Linked DNA regions of Homo sapiens: regions 1 and 3 are each linked to region 2. A link is a contact called in ENCODE Hi-C data. All regions are on one chromosome and are shown on one strand. The core of a region is the stretch at or near the end of the contact, and the rest is flanking DNA. Distances in the headings are between cores, read along the strand shown.

Evidence for each region. A loop is a pair of places that touch in the nucleus more often than their neighbours do. Pooled maps may share reads with other maps.
Region 1: a loop to region 2 is called in a map of posterior cingulate gyrus, with 21 times the contacts of the local background. The contact joins two enhancer-like sites. A Hi-C loop is called at or near these places in 4 of 168 maps with a recorded cell type or tissue (CD14-positive monocyte, dorsolateral prefrontal cortex, mammary epithelial cell and 1 more) and 17 of 50 pooled maps.
Region 3: a loop to region 2 is called in a map of mammary epithelial cell, with 9 times the contacts of the local background. The contact joins two enhancer-like sites. A Hi-C loop is called at or near these places in 4 of 168 maps with a recorded cell type or tissue (A673, HCT116, PC-9 and 1 more), 1 of 37 single-sample maps with no recorded cell type and 7 of 50 pooled maps.

The regions. Positions count from the first base shown.
Region 1 is chr21:41,815,081-41,818,267 of GRCh38, reverse strand. It overlaps PRDM15 (PR/SET domain 15), which reads left to right. Exons shown (of 24, transcript NM_001040424.3): 19 at 2,432-2,563. Among named protein-coding and RNA genes, the nearest start is that of RIPK4, 50 kb to the right of the region's middle. RefSeq lists an enhancer at 1,363-1,412. Within about 2 kb of position 1,552, at least 7 of the 41 ENCODE cell types and tissues checked have a DNase peak (open chromatin) inside an H3K27ac peak, as active enhancers do.
Region 2 is chr21:42,448,528-42,451,761 of GRCh38, reverse strand. No RefSeq gene overlaps it. Among named protein-coding and RNA genes, the nearest start is that of RSPH1, 46 kb to the left of the region's middle. Within about 2 kb of position 1,546, at least 3 of the 41 ENCODE cell types and tissues checked have a DNase peak (open chromatin) inside an H3K27ac peak, as active enhancers do.
Region 3 is chr21:41,610,398-41,613,765 of GRCh38, reverse strand. No RefSeq gene overlaps it. Among named protein-coding and RNA genes, the nearest start is that of PCSEAT, 32 kb to the right of the region's middle. RefSeq lists enhancers at 498-1,161, 3,003-3,297. Within about 2 kb of position 1,410, at least 20 of the 41 ENCODE cell types and tissues checked have a DNase peak (open chromatin) inside an H3K27ac peak, as active enhancers do.

The DNA of each region.
Region 1 (3,187 bases), core at 303-2,802, 630 kb after region 2:
CGGTAGCAGTGTCTGCCTGCCTTAGCGGGACAGGCTGGCTTGCTCTTTATCCGCGTCTGCCTTAAGCTCCCAGCCCCTTTCACCACCTGCTCCTCCCCTTTCCTCCCCAATGCCCCCAAGAAGTAAAATGTTTAAGACAGTGTGGTGAGCCTGGCTGGAGGGGTCCTGAGTAGCGCGTAGAGACAGGAGGGGCAGGGGTGGGGGCTTATTCAGGGCCGGGCCTCTTAGGCAGGCAGAGAGGAGCCACACCTGGGTCCCCTGCAGGTCCCCAAATGCCACCAGATGCCCTGGGAGGCAAGGGGTGTGGGGTAAAGCCACATTTTATAATGTTGTAGACATTTTAGTGTTTGAAATGTATTAATTATTTAGTTGCATCGTTTTTTAAAATGAATTCTGAATAGCTGAAATAAAATGCTGGCATTAATACATCAGTTGCCAGATTTATTTTACAGAATACCAAATTCCAGTATTGTCATCGTGCTATCACGCAACAGTTGCTAGTACATACCAGCGCATGCTTGTGCTCATTTGTTTTTTTGATACTTTGCTATTTTTTTTTTACTTGAAAATACGTCTTGGAGATCTTTTTATATCGGAACATGTAAATATTGCCTGGTTTTATCTTTCAAGCCCTTCGTACGATTCATATAACCAGACCCTTTATTTTATAAAGTTTCTGGTTGTTTTGTTATAGTCATTTATTATTACAGTGTTGCAAGAAACACTGTTGCATATTATTACTTTACATTTTTTTCCAGAAATTCTAGCCCTGACCAGGGAATTAGTCAGTGTCAGGGACCAAGTGGGAGGCTGTTAGTAGTCGTGAGAGCCTGTCACCAGCAGGTGGAGGCAGGGGCCCAGCCAGTAGGTTTTCTGTGTGTGTGGAGGAAAACGTCTTGTTCAGAATCACATCATGGGCCTTGAACTACTCAGGAATGATCTACAAGAACTTACTGTGGCCAGTAAGAATATGACACCAGGTATTGAAAGCTATAAAAAAGGCATCCCCTGTTCGGGATTAGAAATTATAAGTATTTAAAAAACATCAGTTTTCCCCACGGTAATTTGTAAATGGATTGACTCACAATCCCAGTAGAGCAAGCTTTAAAATTTCCTCTGTCTGGCAGTTGTGTTTATTTTGAAACTGTTGGCAGATTTTCTTTGTTAAATGGAAGAAAAAACATTACTGTCACCAATGCTGGCTGTGGTGGGGAGGTCAGAATGTGGAGATGCCATCTCTTCTGTATTTTCTGGGTTTTCTGTGACTGTGTATTAGTTTTGAAATTTGGAATATGTTCATTTTAGAAGCAGGAAGAGGGAAGTGCTGGGGTCTGGGCGTGTCAGCAGTGACCGGCACTCTTTTTTTTTTTTTTAATCAAAAGGATTGACAGTAACTTTTTCAGGTGGAATCACTCTTCGGTCATTGGTAATAGGCCTGCAGGTGCCGTCCCCACCCGAGGCCAGGAGTTGTGCAGCTGTGTGTGCAGGCAGCGGGCTTCATCGTGGGGCCTTTGCTCCCCCTGCTGGCCCAGCCGCGCAGTTTTCTCGTAGCCAGGGAGGTCTTCTGGCCCGGCCTTTAGAATTCTGGCAGGAGCTGGTGGATGGTCACCCCTGCATCTGGTGAGGGTGGAATCACAGGGGAACCGTTGACCAGCTTACTACAGAGCTGTGTTCAGGCTCAGTAGTTCTTCCCCAAATGTGGAGGGAACACGGTGGCCTGGGAGTGCAGGCTGCCCACCGCCCTGGGCAGGCACAGTGAAGGCGCCTCTTCGGGGCTGGGGAGGCTGCCTTTGGGCTGGGTCGCCCTGTTCCCTGGTGCGTGTCAGCCTCACGGTCAGGTGTACCAAGCCGCACATGCCTGTGCCCCCTGCGGAGGGCCTTGTACAGTGCTGTCCCTGCCAGCGCACCACAACCTCTGACTCAGCCCCTATGCCAGGGCCACCCTCTCTCCACTGGCTGTGTGAGTGAGGCTTTGGAGTATTTCAGCTTCTTAAGATTGGCTTCTTAAATTACAGGTAGATTGAAACCATCTCGCGTCCGAATCCCAATCACCACTCATATTGTCAAGGTTGAAGGGAACCTTTAGTCATGCTTGTATTAATCTATCTCTCACCGAATTCTCCCGCCGGGTTGCCATGGGCACGCAGGGAAGTTTACCCACCGCCCCGGCGTTGCTCGCGTGGTCAGGGCTCGGCCAGGCCCTGGCAGGAGTGAGTGAACCTGATGTTGCAGTCAGTCCCTCCCGGCCTCTGGGCACAGTCACTTCCCAGGTCTCACCGCTGGTGGACTGACCGGGATCCTCGGGGGCCGGCCCACACCCTCACCAGTACCGCACGGGCCGCTGCCTGTGCCTGCCCCAGGGTCTCGGGCATGGGCCCCCAGGTGGGCTGCGTGGGGGTGTGGCCGCCTCTGACTCGCTGTGTCCTTGAAGGCATGAAGACCAAGCACGCGCTGCGCCACCACATGAAGCTGCACAAGGGCATCAAGGAGTACGAGTGCAAGGAGTGCCACCGCAGGTTCGCGCAGAAGGTCAACATGCTCAAGCACTGCAAGCGGCACACGGGTGAGTCCGAGGCCCGGGCCGCGCCAGCCACGGCGCTCACTGTGTAGGGAAGCCAGGTGGGCCGTGGGAGAAGAGAGAGCCGCCTTGAGACGATTCCTCTTTGTGATTCCCACTGAGTGCCGGGTTCCCCAAGAGAGCTTCCTGGGGCCGGGGTGAGCAGCTGCATATCTCAAAAGGTCCCCCTCCCACAGGGGCCTCGTCACCGGAGAGCATGCTGCACAGCTCACTTCCGGCATTGGGAGACTGGTCAGTCTTTAAATGTTCCTCCCGTTCAGCTGTTTCCCCCTCAGGAATGTGCACAAGAAATAGCGACCAGACAAGGGCCAGGGATGTGCATGCAAGGTTGCTTGTCATCTTTTGAGTTAGGGAAGGCGCTGGAAGGTCAGACGTGGCCTCGGTAGGGCACTGGCTAAGCCATGGTGAATCCAGAAAAGAGCAAGGTGTCCGCTCGGGTGATGTGTGTACTACGCTGATGTGCATAGAAAGGAGTCGGTGACGCGACAGGTCAAAGAGCAGCCTGTGCCATCTCTAACACAAGGCCAAGATCTTAGAAAACACTAGAGCAGCCTGCGCCATCTCTAACACAAGACATTCTTATAAAACACTACAGCAGCCTGCGCCATC
Region 2 (3,234 bases), core at 297-2,796:
AAGTGATCCACCTGCCTTGGCCTCCCAAGTGCTGGGATTATAGGCGTGAGCCACTGCGCCCGGCCCATGATTTCTTTTTTTTTAAATATTTAAATCTTTGATGTTTTTTTTTGGTATGAGGAATGAGGAGTGATTCCAACCTTCTTTTCCCCAAATGTGATCCAGTTGTCCCAGTGTCATTTATTTAATCACCTTCCTTCCCCCACTGCTATGACTGCTCCCTTTACTGTATATACCTACATAAAAGCAGGTACTTACCATAGGTCCTGCCCTCAGGTCAAGCGACCTCGATGTTACTGTACTTTAGTTGTCCTGCACATCCCTTCTGAACCACCTCTCCCCTATGGTGCATAAGCTCTGGGTCTGGGAGTGATGGGTCAGGAGCCACCCATGTTCTGATGAACCCCAGTTCTGGGAAGGCCTCTAAGATTTCCAGTTATCTGCTGTTCCTGTGGAAGAGCAGGTGCTTACCATAGGTTTAAATATGGTATGAGGATATGAGGATATAAAAAATACCATGTTTATAGGGTTAGGGTTAGGGTCCCTCCCCCAACACTGGGGATTACAATTCAACATGAGATTTGGGTGGGGACACAGAACCAAACCATATCAGTCTCCAACATAGCTTTTCAGGGGGACACAATTCAGCCCATGGTAGTGGTTCTCACCATGTCCTGTGGGCCATCCAGCCCTAAATTCCTCCGCAGCCACTCCCAGGCTCCTGGGGCCTTCTTGGGATTTGTGGCTGTGCATTCGATGCTGCCATTTTCCTTTCTTCCGACTTCTGATCCTTGCAGAATTGTTGGCTGGTTGAATTTGGGTGGGGGAGGGAGCATTCAACTCAGCCCATAATATGCACCAATATGAATCACGTTTAAAAAAGTCTCAAATTTGGTTCTAAAATAAGATGTACTTTGGTGGACGGTTATGATAGCTCTTTCTTCTTAGACGAGTGCAGCAGTGTTTGCCAGGGCCAGTGCTTGGCTTGGTGGTCCCAGGCCTGTCCTTAAGCTCTTCAGCACCACAGGCTGCAGCCTGGAGACAGGCACTGGCTTAGGCCTTTGGCCCCCTTGGCTGCCCAGCTTGAGGCCGGCTCCGCCCCCTTCTCACCACTTTCCATCTTTCCAAAGAACCAGGTCTCGGAGGGGAACATTAAGCTGCAAAACAACATTGTCATCCGCTCAGCCTCAGGGAACGCTGGTAGAATTCCCTTTCAGGCTTGTTTTTTTCTTTTTCTTTTTTTTTTTTTTTGAGACGGAGTCTTGCTCTGTCGCCAGGCTGGAGTGCAGTGGCGCGATCTCGGCTTGCTCCAACCTCCGCCTCCCTGGTTCAAGCGATTCCCCTGCCTCAGCCTCCTGAGTAGCTGGAACTACAGGTATGCGCCACCACGCCTGGCTACGTTTTTGTATTGTAGTAGAGACGGGGTTTCACCATGTTGGCCAGGGTGGTGTCGATCTCCTGGCCTCGTGATCTGCCCGCCTTGGCCTCCCAAAGTGCCAGGATTACAGGCATGAGTCACCATGCCTGGCCCAGGCTTGTTTTTTTTTTCAAGCACACAGTGAGGAAGTCAACAAGAGAATGTGGGTGGGGCATGGGTTGGGATGGCGTTGGTGACAGGACGTCCACTTCCAGACGGTGTCAGCAGGGGTCAGACTTGGCTCACAAACACCAAAGCGACCCACCCAGGGAGAGGAAGGAAAAAAGAGTGTCTTTTGTTTTCTTTTTTTGGGATTTCCTATTGGTTCATAGAGTAGACAGTTTACACCCAATCATGATAATCCCACCAGGCATTTCCGTCTCTGCCCTTTTCCAGCCCAGCTCTGTCCGCAAGGCTCAGTCCATACAGCGAATGGTTCCTTCTGGAGGAACAGAACCACTGAACTGGGGTCCTCTGCCTTGGGGGTGGAATGAGGGTCTGACAGAACCAGAAGCATAGAATATCGAGAAAATGCTATTTCTTGCACACTAGATCTGGAGATCTGGAGATCTGAGTTTCAAACCCATCTCATTCTCCTTGCAAAACCTGTGAGCAGCCCAGCAGGATGAGAGGGGAATTACCTGTGTCTGGCTTTGCCCAGGGTGGAGGACCTGGAAGCTTCACCCCTGAGAAGGTGAATCCAGAGATTCATTACAGACCACCTGAACACGTGACTGTGATTTCAATGCCATACCTTGACTTGCAGCACTTTAATTCATCATCATGATTAGCGAGCGTGGCACTGTGGTATCCAGGAGGGACTTGGACCCAACCACACACTTGCCGAGGAGAAAGAACAACCACCCAGGTGCCCAGCGGTGGGGTGTATTTGTTGCAGGACGTACTGCCCAGCCACCTACATCCCAGTGAATCCATCTCTTCTCTAGTCGGTATCTGCTGGGATGCGTCTAGAACAATCTCCCTGAAGACGTCATTTCGGTATGGCCTGGACTCGAAGCAGGCCTGTGAGTGGGGTGCATGCTCTGCTCTCTGTGGCTGTGTCAACTTCAAACTTCTTTATGTTTGGACACAGAAAAACTACATCATTAGTGAAATAAAACAAGGGACAGACAGATGCGTCTTTTTCTCAGGAGGTCGTGTTTGATTGACTAAAACAGCAAGGAAACTTTTATTGGGTCTGGCCTCCTGTGCATTCTACACAATGTGGGCCGTTTTTGTCACAGCCCGGGGTGTTCACCATCTTTATTTCTACAAGAGCTCCCTTTGTGTTCTGCCCTCCACTTGCCTGGGTGCTCACAGGGGAGGCTGAGGGTGCAGCATGGGTCCTTCCTGCCCTGTCTCTGCATTCACACTATAAAAGGCACTCACAGAGCCACCACCACAGCCCCAAACTGCAATCATGAAATAACACCTGCACTGGATCAGGGGGCTAGAAGAGATGAAAGACCGATGGACTGTCACTACACCGTGCTGGGATCTCTGCCTGCAGCATGAGGCACCACATGTGTGGGCTGTGGGAGCAGGTGTGACCTGTGGGCTGGGGCATGAGACTCCCCACTGGGGAGACCCCATCCCCTGCTGGACCAGCTTCCTCAGCATCACCATCATGGACAGACTCCACTTTGCTCGTGGCCCTTCTTTTGGGGCCCCATTAAATCGGGGGAGCCTACTTCTCCCACTGGCAAAGTCCTCTTCTCTCCTCTACGTGATCAGAAACAAGAATAGGAGAAGCCAAAAAAGGCCTGCAAGGGGAGTGTCTCAAATCCCTATGTCCGAGGCCCTGTACGGGCAGCTCC
Region 3 (3,368 bases), core at 161-2,660, 840 kb after region 2:
AGCACGGAACAGGCCACCAGACCGTAAAATCCATGGCAACAATCACACCACGCATTTCAATGGCCCATTCGAAATTTCCCCAGTGTAATCAGGCCATCTTGGCATGCGTCTGGCGGCAGAGACCAGGGAGGTTTGCAGCCGACACTCTCCACATATCAAGCTGAAGTGCCCGTGTCTCGGCGCAGGCTCTGTCGTCCGCCCGTCACACCGTGGCTTATCTTTTCGTGTGTCTTCTGGGTTGAGTTCATCAGTGCAGAGGCTAAGACTGGTCTGGTCTCCATGGAGTATCTAACCCTGTGCCTGGTCATAGCAGGGATTCAATAAGGCACGTGTGCGGAATGGATGAATGAGCGGATGAATGAACAGAAGGAGCGAGCTGATTTACAAAGAGTGGTAGGGAGGGGCCAGGGGAGCTTCCATTCTCTGAACTCATGGAAATGCATGAAATTGCCCGGAGCATCCACAGCCAGAAGCTGAAACTGCAACCTCTTCCCATGAGATCTGCGTTTCCTGGGGCCTGTGGCCATCCTGGCCTCCCGTTCACGCACGCTGTAGGAGAGGCAGCCAGGCAGAGCGAGTCCCAGCCCGGTTGCCTGGGCTTGTTCCCAGGCCTAAGGAGCCAGCTTCCCACACTGTGCTCCAGGATCCCATCAGCTGCCGCAGCATCAAAGCCAGGTCCAGCCCCTGCAGCTAAAGTTGCTGGAGGCAGACACACATTCCTGGGTGTTTTGGCAGTAAGACTTCCCGGCAGAGGGCAGGGAAGGAATCTGGGAGGTGCCGCCTTTCTTATGAGGACACATTCTGAACCAAACTACACAGAAGCTGTCCCCCAGGCTGAGGCCCAGCCCTGGTTGGATGGCAGGGGCTGTGGGCACTGTCGGGGTCGGTGGGGCGGGGGGGTGCCCTGTGATGGACTGTGGAGCCACACTGCCCCCTGCCGTTAGTTCTGAGTGACGCTGTTCATTCTTCCCACCCAAATATTCTCCCAAATGTCCGCAGCCCTAGAGAGCTCGACCTCCAATCCTTGCTTTGCTCACACTCAGCCCCTTCAGCACTTCAGGAAGGCAGGGATTTGAACAACTGAACTCAAGGCATTTGGCAGGGGCCAGTTTTGCTAAGAAAAGAAAAGAAAATGCCTCTTTTATTGTTGCAATGCCCCAGACAAAGGCAGAGAACAGTTCATGTCACCCTCAGGAATACCTAAGGATACTGAGCACATGTCTAAATGGGATGAGAGGTGGGCGTCGGGAGTTCTACCGCCTGCCCCCTTTATTCCCTGAGAAGGGGCGTTGCCTTGTCTTCAGGATCTGTGTTTCTGGATGTCCACAGCAGACTGCATGACCTCCTTCTTAGGCAGATGTGGCAGGTGTGGCTACACCAGTCAAGACGGGGGAGAGAGCTCCCTCCTCTGGAAGCTTCAGTTCTGAGCCCAGGTGTTTGTCCTGCACTCAGGATATGCTGGTTTCTAGCAAACAGGAATCACAGAGAGACACTTACCTTCCGGTTGATGTGAGCGGTCATGAGTGCATGTCGGTGCATCTTCACAATGCAGAGAACCAGACCAGTCCACGCATAATATGTGGTGGCAGAGCCCCCACTGCCATGCATAACATGTATGTGGTGGAGCCCCAGCTGCCATGTGTAACTGATGTGATGGAGCCCCAGCTGCTGGGCTGCACCTCACAGTCTTGAGGAACTGGCACTTGTTGCCAAAGCTGGAGAGAAGGTGCCATGCCCAGGGCCTCCATCTTGCCTGTGGCCATTGCACCTTCCGCCTTACACTGAGACTCCCAACCCCCTTTGCACAGGACGCAGAGTGCCTCCAGATGTGATTGAAAAATTAAGGTGATATAAAACACAGTGCAATAAAACACACCGTCGTATACACTTAAGGCACAAGTGGAATCCTGAGGCAGAAGGACACCCATTGAGCACCCTCGAGAGGTCGCTCCTTGGGCTTCAACACCAGCACAGGAGGCTGTTCAGAAGGGGAAGCCCAGAAGGAAAGAAAGGGATGAAGCTGCTGTATCTGAGAGAATGGCATCTAAAAGGTGAGTGAGAATTCTGAGTCTTCTCTTTTTAAACAACTCTCTGGATGTGGTGTGGGCTTCAGTGGTTGCACCTGTTTGCTCAGGAGTATGTTCTGTATGGGAGGTGGAGGCTGTCTGCAGTGGTCAGCTGAGCCTTGGCTACCCACAAACGCTGCAAGGGCGGATTCCCTGGGAGAGGAGGGAAGACATTGTCTTGTAAGTCATGCTTTTGTAATACTCACTAAACAAAGATAATTAGACAAATATAAACAAAAGTAAACAGACAGGCCTCGGAGAAGTTTCTGAGATGTCCCAGCAGACATCCATCCTGGCAAAGCTAACAGGGACTGTCCAGCTCTCACGACCTGGAATTACACTTAAGACCTTTCTTCTTGAGGTGGCTCACCTACAACAACTTACTTTTGTATAATTTATAATTTATTGCATGCACCTTAATTCCCTCCTTAACTCATGAACCCCATTCTCATTTTTTCTCTTTGCTCCTGGCTTACTGCCCCCATCCTGTTATCTCTCCTTTTTTACTTTCTTTTCTTTTTCTTTCTTTTTTTCTTTTTGAGACGGAGTTTCGCTCTTGTTGCCCAGGCTGCAGTGCAATGGCGCGATCTCGGCTCACCGCAACCTCCCCCTCCCGGGTTCAAGTGATTCTTCAGCCTCAGCCTCCCAAGTAGCTGGGATTACAGGCGCACACCAGCACACTCAGCCAATTTTTTTGTATGTTTAATAGAGACCAGGTTTACTTTGTTGGCCAGACTGGTCTCGAACTCCTGACCTCCTGATCCAGCCGCCTCGGCCTCCCAAAGTGCTGGGATTAAAGGCGTGAGCCACCGCGCCCGGCCTCCTTTTTTACTTTCTAATGACCCTTTATATTGCACAAGACTGTTAACATCCTCCCATGAGGAGTTCTCAGCGCATTCCTGTAATTTGGACCATGAAACAGGGAATCAATCCTTTTTAGAAAGCAGAGGATTTAAATCACCTGAAGTCCTTGTGTTCCTTCTACCATTGACAATCGCCTCTAAGAAAGTAACAATCAAACTCCCCAAGCACCCCCCAGACTTTCTCAATACACAACTGTGGCGGTTGGTCTGGACCTTCTATCTGCTAGGGGACCGAGGACCTAGGGGACTGGACACGTAGACGTGTACCACACTGTCCCCTGCTGGCTGAAAGTGCTATGTCTCCCCTTTCTGCTCTCACTGCCCTGCTTCCTAGCAGCCGGCGTTGGCTGGACAGGGCTGTACACCTAAATCTTTAACAGCTCAAGAAAATGTCTTACTCCATAAAAGAAGGTTAGATTGCAATCGCAAGAGGCTCTTC